2 separate regions of the Homo sapiens genome follow, and region 2 is linked to region 1. Evidence: chromatin contacts called from ENCODE Hi-C or POLR2A ChIA-PET data. All regions are on one chromosome and are shown on one strand. The core of a region is the stretch at or near the end of the contact, and the rest is flanking DNA. Distances in the headings are between cores, read along the strand shown.

Region 1 (7,121 bases), core at 3,617-6,116:
TGGGGTGATACAACTGTTTTGTACCTTATCCATTTATTTATTTATTTATTTATTTATTTTTCTGAGATGAAGTTTCGCTCTTGTTGCCCAGGCCGGAGTGCAACGGTGCGATCTCGGCTCACTGCAACCTCTGCTTCCAGGGTTCAAGTGATTCTCCTGTCTCAGCCTCCAGAGTAGCTGGGATTACAGGCAGCCGCCACCACACACGGCTAATTTTTGTGTATTTAGTAGAGACAGGGTTTCACCATGTTGACCAGCCTGGTCTTGAACTTCTGACCTCAGGTGATCCACCTTCCTCGGCCTCCTAAAGTGCTGGGATTACAGGTGTGAGCCACTGTGCCCAGCCCCGCCTTATCCATATTTAACTCTCACAGTTGTGATGATCAAAGGTGATAATAAATCTATCATTGGAAATGCTACGTACATGCTATGCCCATGAGTGCAAATGGTATGCACATGACTGCTTATTTTTCTATTGTGGCTTACCTCTCTTGATGAGGGTGTCTTAGATAGTGTTATTTGATCTAGGACTTAAGCATGGGAAAGACAATTCTTTGTGAGCTGTGGAGCAGGTTTCTTTCCAGATTCAAAAGGAAATACCATTTCTTCAGTAACTTCTATGTGCCAAGGACCATGCTGAGATTTTAGCTTTCATTTAACTCTTGTAGAAATCCAGAGAGATGGCCAGGTGCAGTGGCTCACGCCTGTAATTCCAGCACTTTGGGAGGCTGAGGCGGGTGGATCATCTGAGGTCAGGGGTTCGAAACCAGTCTGGCCAACATGGTGAGACCCTGTCTCTACTAAAAATACAAAACTAGCTGGGCATGGTGGTGCATGCCTGTAATCCCCACTACTTGGGATAATCGCTTGAACCTGGAAGGTGGAGGTTCGAGCTAGCCAAAATCGCACCATTGCACTCCAGCCTGGCCAACAAGGGCGAGACTCTGTCACAAAAAAAAAAAAAAAAAAAAAAAAAGGCCAGGCGTGGTGGCTCACGCCTGTAATCCCAGCACTTTGGGAGGCTGAGGCAGGCGGATCACGAGGTCAGGAGTTCAAGACCAGCCTGACCAACATGGTGAAACCCCCTCTCTACTAACAAAAAAATACAAAAATTAGCTGGGCGTGGTGCTGCGTGCCTGTAATCCCAGCTACTCGGGAGACTGAGGCAGGAGAATCACTTGAACCTGGGAGGCAGAGGTTGCAGTGAACCGAGATTGTGCCATTGCACTCCTGCCTGGGCAATAGAGTGAGACTCCATCTCGGAAAAAACAAACAAAAAGAAATCCAGAAAGATAGCTGTTATTAATTTATAAATGAAGACACTAAAACTCAAAGCGATTAAGCAATTTGTCCAACATCACATAGCTCAGAGAAGAAATTGAGATTCAAACTCAAATCTATTGGAAACTAATTTTCATGCTGTTTGCACTCACTCCGGAACATTGCCTCATAGGCAGAAGGAAAAGAAGAAAACAGAAAGTAAAAGACAAGGGTCTAGAAAACTAAAATGCCCCAGGAAAATGGAGTGGGCCTAAGAATTAAAATAATTATAATAATAATAAAACAGGCGCCAAGGTTAGCCACAAAAAAGAAATAATAAAAGTTCACATTTGTTTTGCTATAGCCTGCCACTTAGAAAAATCTGTTTTATTTTTGTCATGTTCCCGGGGAGGGCAGTGAGAAATAGGAACAAGAATTATACCCATTTCTCCAGCGGATATGGAGTGCAAAAAAAGAAAGAAAGGATATACCCATTTCATAGGTGTCAGTGGGCAAAACTGAAGAAGGAGCAGGCAACATCTGAAAAAGGGTAACTGACCCTCTTTGAGATGAGGACTCACTTCCTGAAGTGGAACCTGAGCCTCCTCAAGCAGGAGTTTTCCCTGACTCCAGTTCCAGTTCACCTGGAGTCACTGACCTCCACACTTTCAAATTTCTTTTATTTTTATCATTTTTTAAATTTATTTATGTGTTTATTTTTTTTTTTGAGACGGAGTCTTGCTCTTTCGCCCAGGCCGGAGTGCAGTGGCGCGATCTCGGCTCCCTGCAAACTTCACCTCCCGGGTTCAAGCCATTCTCCCGCCTCAGCCTCCCGAGTGGCTAGAATTACAGGTGCCTGCCACCATGCCCAGCCAATTTTTGTATTTTTAGTAGAGACGGGGTTTCGCCACGTTGGCCAGGCTCATCTGGAACTCCTGACCTCAGGTTATCTGCCTGCCTCGACCTCCCAAAGTGTGGGGATTACAGGCGTGAGCCACCGTGCCCAGCGAGAATGTCCCCTCTAGAATCCTTCAGCTCAGACAGTCTGTGACAGCGAGCCTTTTTTGAGGCCATAATCCAGATACTTCTGGAAAAGAAAAGAAAATTTCAGGCTAATATGGAGCTGGGTTTTTTAGTTGTCTTAAGGGGGTGGAGCCGTTGTTTGTGCCTGGCAGCATCAACCCTTAGGTCTGGTGAGGGAACTTAGCTAAGAGAGTTCCCACTGCCTGCTGTTCACAGTACATGCTGGCTGGTATCGACAAAGAATGAACCTAAAACACAGGAAATGTTGAATTTGTCTGGGTTAAATTTTGCCTCATGAGAAGATAAAAGATCAGAAGGATTTAAAATGTTCCAGAATGCTTTGCTGGTTTTAAGGAATCATTTTTCCCAAAGGTGGCAAATGCTGCTTTTTAAATTTATGGTTTTCTTGATACCCCTTCAGCCTTTGTTTCTCTCTCTTAGGACTACTACTTTTTAATTAATTTTCACTTAACTTTCCAATACTGATGAAATAAAGAAAAATGAGGGTTATTTATATATATTTTAATAAATCCAGTTTGATTTTTCAACTTAAAAAAAAATTAACTAGAACTGAGAACCAGTCCTGGCCTCACCACCTTGGACTTACACTTAACCTGTGTGATCTCAGTGTCTTCATCTGCAAAATGGGGACAAAATAGCTCATAGGATCATTTTGTAAGGATCACATAAAGTAAGAAGGGTGAAAGTGCTCCATAAAGTAGAAAGGGCCTCACTAATGGAAAGGGATTATGATTTCTTTCTTTAAATGTGAAGTTAAATGGAGGATAAAGGGTGGAGGCACTGATAACATTTTAGCCTTCAATAATCACTTTTTAATATTTATGAGGAGTTTCAAAATCATTTCCCTCTCTTTCATACTGCTTTTCAAACGGCAAGGGTCATTATTTGTCCGGCCCAGTCTGGGATAAGTAACTATCCCAGGGTAAGACACCAGGTCAAGTGCCAAAATACAAATGAGAATTAAGCATAGCAGATGGGTGATTGCTGGGCCCTGAATTTCCTTCCCGTTAGTGAGCTTCATGGAATGCAGGCAAATTTATCTCCATTTCTGTTGTCAATCTTGTAACTTTTAAGTGAGATGAAATTCAGTTGGCTACCCTTTACAGGGACTTTATTTCCCATTGTATTCAAGACTGTCAGCAATGAATATAAACTGTTTGTAAAAATCCCATCGTTAGAATCTTCCAGAAACTGAGGCTGGGAGAGATTAAATATCTTGCTCATGGCCTCACAGCTGGTGAGTGGCAATGCTGGTGCTACAGCCCATGTCTAACTCTGACCACACACTCTTCTTCAGAAAAAAGCCATAATGTAAATAATAATAAGAAGAATAACAACAACAATAACGGCAGCTAACACTGTGTGCTAGGCACCGTTCTAAGCTCTTTGCATGTGTTAACTCAACCAGCAAAGAACCATTTTTGGAACATTCTTTCACTAAAGTAGCCCGGTATTTTTTTCTTTCCCCTCAGCTGAATGACACTGCAACCCGAAATCACAACTCTGTTTTAGGTTCCTGGTGGTGCCTGCTTCCTCTTCTAGTTTGTTTAGTCACAGAATTCGATTCCTGTTGGCCCATTCCGCGCCTACAAACAGGCTTAGCGCTCCACTGAAATGCGGGAGGCTCCTTAACTCTTGTATAAACAGGTAAGGCGGAGGGGGTGGGGCGCGGATTGCGGACATCTGGGTTTCTTGGGAATTGGGATGGGGTGGGGGTTCGAGCCAACTCCCCAGAGAGCAGGCAAGGTGAAGCGAGGGCTTGGCTGCTGTTTCTAAATGCAGTGTTTTTTTGTTCCCTTTCTAGAAACCCTCCGTAACTCTAGGTCAGAGCGCACTAAAATGAGCCACTTCTGAACGAGCAGCGCCCAGGCCCCAGGCCCTGCTGCGAAGGCCCCGGCAAAGGTCAGGGCCCCGTCCGCGTGACGCTCCTGCCTGCGCGCGGCCAAGCCATGCTCGGCCCCAGGTAAGGACGCCCCGGGAGCTCGCCCCGGGAGCTCTCCCCGGGCACGCGGGGGTCGCAGAGATCCCACCTCGTCCAGCGACTTGTTTATGGGGGGAAGAAGGGGAGCGGGGCGGTTCCGATCGGCTTGAAATTCAGCAGCAGGTTCCTAATTTCTCCAACGTGGTTCTGGCTGGGTTTCTCGGAGCAGCCCGAAGGGGGCCGAGCGTCTGACTCGGACAGATGCCCCCAGGTGGAGCAGGTGCCACTTCTGGGTGTCTGAAAGGCATGTGACTTTTGGGGCGGGGAGAGAAGTCCGTCTGGTCAAGTCCCCCAATCTCTGCCATCAAGGCCGATTTTCTTTGAACCTTCAGCAAAGGTATCTGCGCTCCTAAAAAACAACAGGAATGTGGCACTGGCCTTTAGCCAGGGGAGGCTCAGCCAGCAGGATAAAATTTCAGGGCAGATTTACGGGAAGTTGCCGGTGTTGGGAGTAAAAATCTGGTTTGGTGAGTTTAAGGGAAGGGAGTAGACGAGAGACAACCTTGCTACTGTGAGGCGGATGGCCTCGGCAGGGGGCGGGCGGCGGGAGGAGAGAGGGAGGGAACCGGGAAGGGCCCGCAGACTAGACGCTGAGCGCTCCCGTGCGCAGCGCCCCACGCAGCCGGGACGCGGCGCCGCTCTGCGGGTGGAACCGCCGCGCGCTCCCGGCCTCGGGAGCTGAGCCCGAGAGAACTTCGCTGCCTTCGGGTCGCCGCTCCCGCTTTCCACTGTGGAATGTGCAGCTTGGGATAGAGAGAAACCAGGGTTTGGGGAGCGGTCCTCCTGGAGACTTTCTCTCTGCAAGTCTCCAAGGTTAAGCAATTCTGACCCACTGGAATTCCCAGAGCCTGGGAGTTAAGCCTAAAACGCTCTGTTGCTTTAAGCGGCGCGGTGGGGAGTCGCTGGACACTCCTTATTTTGGTTTTACATTAAAAAGAAGGCGGACGAGAAGATGTTGTAGGTGACTTCCTAGCTGTGTTAAGTTGCTCCTGGGCTGTGAATGGTGTTAATTTCTGAAGTGGGCGGCTCCAAAAACTTAACAAGGAAAGGTAAGGTGGTTTTTGGTAGTCCTTCTAACTATTGTCCCTTAATCTTACATTTGGGTCCCAATTTTTGAAGTGTATATTTTTTTCTTATTCTTCTCTCTTTAGCTCTTATCCCTCATGCTATCACTCATCTTCTGTCTCTTGGTATATTTAGTGGGAAATAAAGGGTTTATAAAACGGTTTTAAAAGGGTCAACCTCTGGGAAGGCAGATAATCATATACAGTCAGTCCCATCGTGTTTCCTGTAGTGATGAATCTTTTCCCATAAAAGAAACTGATTTTTTTTTTTCACTCTTGAAAATACATGATTGGACCGCCCAGAAGCACAGGTGACTTTAGACTCAGATTATTACAGTGAGACTGAGGAAGCGTCCTGGACAGGAGGCATCTCATTTAAGTGTTAACCAAGGCAGAGGGGGGTCTTCCTGCAGTAATTTACGTCTGAAAGTAACACTCGGTAGAGGTGTAGTTGTTTCAAATTAAAAATTCAGCCTGTAGAAAAGGGTAGGACTGACGAATTATGACATCTGACAAATTAGCAGTTGACCGGATATTTAAGAAATCAGATAAAATAAATGGAAGTGGAATTTTTCAAATAAATGACTCATTTTTTAATTAGGTAAAAGTTCAGCCACTCTTGGGTACTGTCCCAAGGCATAAGTGATAGGAAGATACCATCTTCAAGGTACTTACAGGCCATTACCGACCTGAACTAAAAATCAAACCTTTTTTTTTTATCTGGTGGTATTTTAATGACTCACTGTTTTCTTTAGCAGGAATATAGATTTTAAAATGTATTCTTTAAAAGTTTTAAGGCAAGGTCATACGAATTTCTCAGGGGAGGGAAAGCAAAGGGTTGACAACCCAACATGAAGGAGTTGCCGAAGTTTTGAGCTCAAAAGGTTGGCAATTAGATCCAGAGCATTTGAGAATTGCAGGTGCCGATTCTAAAAGGTGAAAGGTGGTCAGCGGCGTAACACACAACCTCTAGATAAACCAAAGTACTCAACCTAGAGCATAAGAAGAGATCACTTTGTGGGAGTTTGTGTTGCTATTAATTTAAACAATGATCTTTGTTAGATCAATGACTTGAAGTCTTGGAGGGAACTAAAATCAACCCAGTCTGAAAGGAAAACAGAAGGAAAAAAAGAAAGGAGGAGATGGTTTGGTTTTTAATATTTTTTTCTGGTCTGCTTTACCCTTCACCTTGTTCTGATATACACACTGTTGGCCTCTTTGACTTAATTATTGCATGCTGGAAGGATGGGGTCTCAGAAATTTCCCAAGCACCTAGCTTCATTATTAACTTTCAGTATGTGTCAAATGAAGAAATAAGCCTAGCTGTGCCGTCCTTTACCTGGCTAGGTAGGCCATGCTTTAAATTAATTAGATCAAGATATTCTGAATATCAATCAATTATTAAAGATTTATTATCTTCCTCTTGGTTTTTGCGTTTACAGAAGTTTGTAGGATTGAGAATTCATCATCATCATTTTTTTTACCAATCTCTATATTTTTAATAGTCAACATATTTATTTTTGATTCCCCCACTGTGCTGCTTTAAATTAAATTTTGAAAGAATTCTGCCCAAAGCAGTAGTGATACTGAGGATGAAATAAAGACAGAAAGCAAGGGAACTACATGCTTCTGGACACGTGTTCTATAGACTTGCTCTAACTAGTGTTAAAGACTACTCATTTTTTTCCTCACATGATAAGAACATTCATATTAGACTATTTGGTTTACTGTTCTAGGTAATGATTTTTTAAAAGATTGGGTTAAGATGAAAT
Region 2 (7,118 bases), core at 3,733-6,232, 580 kb before region 1:
ATGCGGGTGGTTGAGGAGGAAGGAAGAATTGAAGATGACTGAGATTTCTAGTTTAGAAACCTGAGTAATTGGGGAATGTCATTAACTGAAATAGGAGTGGAAGGAAGGAAATCATCCTATGTGAGGCCTACCAGAAGCTTTACATATGTTATTTAATCTTAAATAAACCTATAATGAAAAAATTAACATGCCCATTTTGCAGATAAGAAAAGTGAGATTCAGTGAGGTAAAGTAGCTTGCCCAAGGTCACACAACTACTAAGAGCTGGAATGTGAAATAAGGTCTTACTCCAGTGCCCCTATTCTTTCCATGATAGTAGGGGACTTTATGCTTTGTACCTCTTTGTACCTTTCTACACTCTAATAATAATTTTAGTTTGGAAAAATAGGACTGAAGCTCAATGGGAAGGTAGACCATGGAAACATGGTCCTCCCAGGAATAGTGCAGTATGAAGAGAGATTAAAGGATTGCCCTAATGACATTAAGGCCCAGAGCAGCACTGTTGAATACAATTTTTTGCAGTGATGCAAATGCTTTTTACTTACATTATCCAATACAGTAGTCATTAGGCCATATGCTACTGAGCACTTGAAATGTGGCTAGTATGAAAGAGGAACCGAAGAGTTAATTCTAACTGATTTTAAGTGATTTCAGATTAAATAAGCATATGTGGCTAGTGACTGCCATATTGGATGGTTTAGGACTAGAGAAACCAGTCAGGCGTAGAGGGTTCATCAGAGAAGAGGCCTTGCTGGTACCCCTGAAAAATCACTCGATATTTGATCATCTGCCTCATACCTCTGGGTAATATTGGTCCTATATTTGGGGACCATAATTTATTAGCTAGCAAAAGGTTTTTTCCTAGTGTGGACTACAAACTTATTTTACTATGTTTTATCTTTAGGAGAGTAAGTACAATACTCCCTCTCCTTTCTTATCTGAGAATCATTATAGTCATTTTCTCTGTATTTACATTTTTCCATACATAGTATTATTTAAGAGCTCAAGCTCCAGGAAAACTGCCTGGGTTCAAATCCCAGTTCTGCCAATGAATATTTTGTGCCTTGAGTTAGCTGCTTCACATTTGCAAGCCTCACTTTCCCTATCCATAAAATAGGGATAATAATAGTGCTTCATTTATAGGGTAGTTGTGAGGATTGAGTTAAATAACCTATGGAAAATGCTTAGCCAGTATCTGGCACATGCTAAATAGTCAGTAAGAGTTAGCTATTCTAAAACTAGTACCGTGTGACAGTGTGTATTTTGTACCTCTGCATTTTGACATTTACTCAACTCTATTTTTGCTTCAATAGAAGGTGTTCCTCCAGATCTCTGTCAGAACATTCCAAAAAGAAATTCATTCCTCAAGATAAGAAGGTAGACAGAGTTTTGAAGAATTAGATTTTATCTTATTGCAGGCATGAGTTTTGAGTTGTTTTTTATTTCACTTTGATTACTAAATTGTTAAAGTATTTAAAATCATTACAGAAGAAAATCATGACCGTGATATTTTGTTGTGATCATTAAAATTCCCTTGGTTTAAGCTCAAACCGTTGCACATATACCACACAATCAAATAATAATACTAGAAGTTCTTAATGTTGGCACAGAAGATTTCTTGATGTTTTGTAGTTATACTGTTTTTTTTGTTTTGTTTTGAGATGAGGTCTTGCTGTGTGGCTCAGGCTGGAGTGCAGTGGCTATTCACAGGCAAGATCCTACTGCAACTTTGAACGTCCAGCCTCATGTACCCTCTTGCCTCAGCCTCCCCAGTAGCTGGTACTACAGGCTTGGGCCACTGCACCTGACTCATACCTGTTTAATTGAAATATTTAATTCCTAGACTCTGGCTATTCAATGCCACTTAGAAGTGGCTGGATATTTGTTGATCATGGACTATTTAAAGACTAATGACGTCACAGGAACAAGTAATAGGATCCCTTTTGTTGTCACCTATTTTGTATTTTGTAATCTTTGGATTGTAAAACTGCATTGTAATATAGTATTGCACTCCCTACGGTGTTTGTGCAAAAAACATTTTTTTTTCCCCATTAGATTGGAATTTTGAGAAATCTGGCTTCAAGTGCCAGTTCTGCCTTTGGTTTGTCTAAATAAAGAAGTCATTTATTTCTCTGGGCCACAGAGAGGTAAATGTCATCTGTAAAGTCTAAGAGTTGATCTTGATTTGATTCTAGAATGGTCTTGAGGTATCCTTCCAAATAAAATTCCTTGGATCTGCCTCCTTCCCCCAACTCCCTAGGAGGACCTTTGGCCTTAAGGGACTTAAGAGAGGTCAGTTTTATCTACTGTTCACAGCGTTTACTTCCATGCTTTAAAAAACATGCTCTTGGAATATTCTTGGATATTTCATTTCCTTGGAAAACAATTAATGGGTGAGTCAGCATGAAGAAAAAAACCCACTCACAATAGATATAAAAATTGCATGAAGTGGTGAAACGAGAAATGATTTTCTTTGTAAACTGAAATGATGAGGTATGCAGAAACCAATTACGTATTTATAAAATGAGCGCGCGGTGGGAAAGCTTTATGTAGCAAAGCTAAAGTGCTGTTACATATTTAGCAAGACAGAGGGCATGGAGATTCCTCTCCATACTGCCTTAAAACTGCTGTTAAACGTTCCTTTCAGTGAGAGAGACAATGTGTTGGGAGGCGGACGAAGGAAGGAAGCAAGGGAAGGGTCAAAGCCTTCCCTCCGGCCCCGATCAGTCCCCTCTGTAAATTCATAATTAAGGGAATTTCCTCCTGCAGCTGCGCAACGCTTGGTGGCCGTTTCGACGTCACTGTCAGGGCATTTCAGGGATTTTGTGTGCCCAGGCAGTGACTTCCCGACTTCTCCGGCGTATCCCCGACGGGGCGCAGAACACCGCCCGTGGCGAAGTCGGGCCGGGGGAGTTTGGGAACCCGTCCCCGGGAGCTCAGCGGCCAGAGGAGGGCGCGGAAGTGTTTCCTGGGTGAGCGCGGCAGCGGGACCCGTTTCCGGAAGGCTGATTGCATCAGGTGTGGAGCAGGGCGCCTCCTCGGCCCAACCTGGCGGCCTCTGCGCCTGCGCGCGCCGCCCCGCCCCCCCCCCCCCCCCCCCCCCCGCCGCCGCGGACTCCACCGCGGGTTTTCCTCTCCGTCGGGAAGAGACCGACCTGGGAGGGGCAGGCTCCGCTCACCTACCCCGGACCCCCGAGAGAGAGCGGGGTGGCCAGGCCGGGTTCCGGGGATCTGAGGGGAGCTGTGAGGTCCGGGAATAGAGTGCCTTGGAAAGAGGACCCGTCTGCAAGGTTGGAGGCTGGTCGATCTCCGCTCCTGACGGGAATGGTGGTCTTGGGCTGGTTTCCTTGCCTCTTTGGCCTTGAAGATCACAGACTAAGAACCACAGGCTCTCCAGTTCAGAGAGCCTGTATTTTCCCCAAGAGGTCTACTGTGGCCCTCGACTGTCCTTGGTCCACGGACGTGTTAGGTGGATCTTGGGGTGCAGAGACTCAGTCCCAAGAGTAAACACTTTTCATGAATTTATAGGGATTTCTCTGTGACAGTATTGTTTTTATGTTGTAGGAAGGAGGGACATGATTGCTGGCCTCCAGCTCGGTCTGAGGGAGATAATTGTTAATTGGAGAGGTTATTGGAGTGCAAAAGTCAGAAACCACCTTCCACAAGGCAGCCCCCCTCCCATCCCTTCGTAACAACCTCACTGAGTCTGCATGAGGGTCCCTCTATACACTCTATTCGCACCTTGTGCATTTCCCTCCCAGCACTCTACCTGTTTGAAATAACCGTTTTGAGTGATTATTTGATAGGTGTCTGTCACCCGGCCGGACTATAAATTCCATGAAAGCAGGGGCCTGGGCTTTTAAATTCACCACTATCCTCAGGCCTAGTACAAGACCTCGTGGATCCTTAATAAACTCATGTAGGAAAGAATAAAGTAATGCCCACCCCACTGCATAGAGTCCTCATAGGAAGAATCACGTGAGTTTTTAATTCGAGATCCTTGGTAGGACTGTGTGTGTGTGTGTGTATGGGTAGGGTTCTCTAAAGTGTATAGTCCTCACACCAGCAGCATCAGCATCCCATGGGAACTTGTTAGATATACAGATGCTTGGGCCCCACCACATATCTACCCATTCAGAGACACAGATTGGGACTCAGGGATTTGTACTTCAGCAAACCCTCCAGGCGATTCTGATCCAGGCTCCAGTTTGACAACCGCTGCCCTGGTGAAGAGCAATCCTAAGGATACTTTGGGGATGTCATTCACAGCGTCTGGGGCAGAGCACGGTTTACCGTTTACTGAGACTCGACTCTTATCAGGGCTTTGTTTGCACGCTTACAATTAGAGTTATAGATAATATTATTGGCAATGGAAAGGAAAACCTCCTTTTCCTCTCCGGCAGTTGTATCTCTCCCCTGATATTATCTTGTGATTTCCGGATCAAAGAAGAGTGTGTGTGCGGCATATGCCTGGGGGTGGGGATAGGAGGTAGAAGGAAGGAGAAGGTGTCGCCTACAACTTGCAGTTAGCCTGGGTGGGTGTGGGCAGCTCTCCTGTGGGGACATTTTCCTATTGCAAGGGAATGCTGGCGTGTGGGAGAAAAGCCAGGGCTAAGGTAACCCAACTGCCTTTTGGTGCAGACAGACACCAGCCACACGGAGGGGATACCCGGGCTGCACTGCACGTCCTGCCTTTGGGTCTTACTGGGGGACCCATTGCCTCCCTGCGTGTTCCCAGGCGATTGGGGAGGGTGCCTCCCGCAGGCCCTGCCGCCTCCACCTGCAGGGGTCGCCCTGGGAGCGCGGCCCGCCTCCTTCTGCCCGGCCCCCACCCCCCGGCCCCGCCTTTCTCCCATTCGGCCCCCTCCCCGCCGGGTCCCTCCAGCCTTCCCTCGCGCAGCCGCTGCCAAAGCCTGGAGAAGTGGAATCTCGTCAGCGCCGCTCCCTGCGCGGGACTCGCGGAACGGCACTGAGCATGCTCAGTTGCCGGAGCCCGTTCTGGTCTCAAGTAGGAAGCTAGTGCGCTGTAACCGCATCTGATCTGGGCGCTCCGGGAAGGGCGAGACTGGAGCAGAGCCGCTGGGCGCCGGAGCCGAGGCGAGCGCCGCGCGCACCACTGGTGAGCCCAGCTTTCTTCCTTGCCTTTGCCCCGGATTCCGGGGCAGCACGAGAGTGCTGGGGAAACACCCGGGTAGCGGCAGCAGCGTGCGGCGAGCGGCTGCGGGTTCCCCCGGCGGCTTCTCCTCTGCTCCCGGCCCCGGGGCTCCGCGGCCACTGCTGCCCGCTCAGCCGCAGCCACACCTGCAGCAGCTGCCGCGGCATCTGCAGCGGGGCGCCTGCTGCGGAGTCCCGTGCGCCCTGCGCCCGCGCCGCAGGGCCAGTGGCACGGCGACTGCGGGCTCACTCTCCTTGACTTCCATCCCTCCCGCTTCCCGGCGCCCTCTTTCCCTCAGCAGCCCCGGCTTGGCAGGGCCTGGGGCGGGGGAGACCGGGTTGGAGGCGGTGCGCCCGGGTGGGGACTGCAGAGGGGAAAAGTGAGGGTGGGCGCCTGCGGGAAGAGCGCACACCCCCTTGTCCTGGCACCGGCCTCCGCTGTGCCGCTCGGCTGTCTCTCCTGGGCGGCAGCGCGCTCCTGCCGGGGAGTTGGAGCCGGGGTTGGCTTCTCCACGAGGGGTTCAGAGGCCAGCCCATGAGACATGAAAGGGGGGAAAAGTTCCTTTTCCCCCTCGGTGGCAGAGAGAGCGTTTAACTAGAAAATGGCTGTGCATAGGGGACCGACTCCAGGAAACTGGCCACTGGGACCCGAAAGCCCCTGCGCTGCCCACCGGGCGGAATGGAGGGTGGTACGCTAGAAATGACATTTGTGCGGCGAGAACAGAGCTGGACGGAGGGAAGGATGCTGAGACCCATAGAAACAATGAAAGGTGGTCTTCACGTCGGTGAAGTGGTGTAGACTACGGGTTCGGGGCAAACAGCCGAGGGAGCATGGGACTAGAATTCAAAAAAATAAATTAATTTGGATAAATCATATGTGGAGTTGTCACCGACCGTTCTGTAGTCAAGTTCTGCGCGGTTTTAGAGCCACGACTGTCACAGACGTTTTTGGATGGATTGAGTGGTTGAGGAGGGTTAAAATTGAGAGGAGAATAAGGTCAGTGTCGGAAGCTCCAACTGGGCTCTCGGAGGGGACAGTTTGTTTAAGTCCCTCAGTCACTGGCTTTACATTGTGTCTAATTACTTACGTGAAATACCCAAAGGATTATCATAAAATGATGCCATCGGTGGTGTTTGAATTCCAAGGAATGAGGAAACTTTGTGAGGTTGGCATGGGTTTATCATTTGTTTTAATATTTCACTGATTTAAAAAAAACAAACACAATGGCAGTTTGATCTGTTGTTTCTGGAGTTTACTCTCTTAAATCTTGCTTTTTTTTTTTTTCTTGTCATGGTTTCAGATTTAAAATCTTGTCCCCAAATGGCCATAATAATGCAGAGTATTAGAATTTGTGTGGCTGGCCTTTTAGGAACAGATGGAATCCTTGAAAGGGGATTTCTTCATGAACTTAGGTAGCAACCTTCTCGTTTTCAACTTGTAGCTTGTAAGCAATATTTGTTCAACAGTTGTTTATCATAACTTGCAACATCCTAGAAATGGCATCGTTCGTGAAGGATGGTATTTGTGGCGAGAATGGGGAAACCTCCAGGCTGGGGAAATGCCGAGAGAACACAGGTGGCAGTAGAGTACAGTGGGTTGATCATAGGGCGGAAGGTGGTGGGGTACAAGTACAAGATTTCAATTGCTGTTCTTTCGTTGTCCATGTACTGTATGACCCCGAAGTCACCGACAGTCTTCGTAAACTGGATGTAACCACGTCTCTAGATATTTGCTGAGAGCCTTTGAGAGACGACTCTAAAGTTGAGATCCTTTCCACAGAAGGTTTTTAGGTCCTATGCTTTTATTCCCTCTTCTAATGGATACTTTTAACTGAATAAATTCACCTTCAAGGAGCCAATGTGAACTGGCTTTCTGAAATTTTTATAAAGTGGTAATTGAAAAGCTGGATGGTGAGGTGGGAGGATTGCTTGAGCCTAGGAGTTTGAGGCTGTAGTGAGCTATG

What was found. Hi-C counts contacts between places; a loop is a spot of excess contacts on that map. ChIA-PET counts read pairs that join two places held with the same protein, here RNA polymerase II (POLR2A). Pooled maps may share reads with other maps.
Region 2: a pooled map shows a loop between it and region 1 (3-fold over the local background). The contact joins the promoter of APBB2 here to the promoter of RBM47 in region 1. A Hi-C loop is called at or near these places in 1 of 168 maps with a recorded cell type or tissue (posterior vena cava) and 4 of 50 pooled maps. POLR2A ChIA-PET finds 5 or more read pairs at or near these places in 2 of 52 experiments (GM10248 and WTC11).

Annotation. Positions count from the first base shown.
Region 1 is chr4:40,627,609-40,634,729 of GRCh38, reverse strand. RBM47 (RNA binding motif protein 47) reads left to right here and starts at 4,866. Exons shown (of 7, transcript NM_001098634.2): 1 at 4,866-5,334. RefSeq lists enhancers at 5,003-5,072, 4,255-5,132, 5,133-6,009.
Region 2 is chr4:41,212,406-41,219,523 of GRCh38, reverse strand. It overlaps APBB2 (amyloid beta precursor protein binding family B member 2), which reads left to right and starts at 4,982. Exons shown (of 18, transcript NM_004307.2): 1 at 4,982-5,119. RefSeq lists enhancers at 2,671-2,920, 2,228-3,042, 6,610-6,689 and silencers at 3,051-3,100, 4,718-4,887, 5,298-5,607.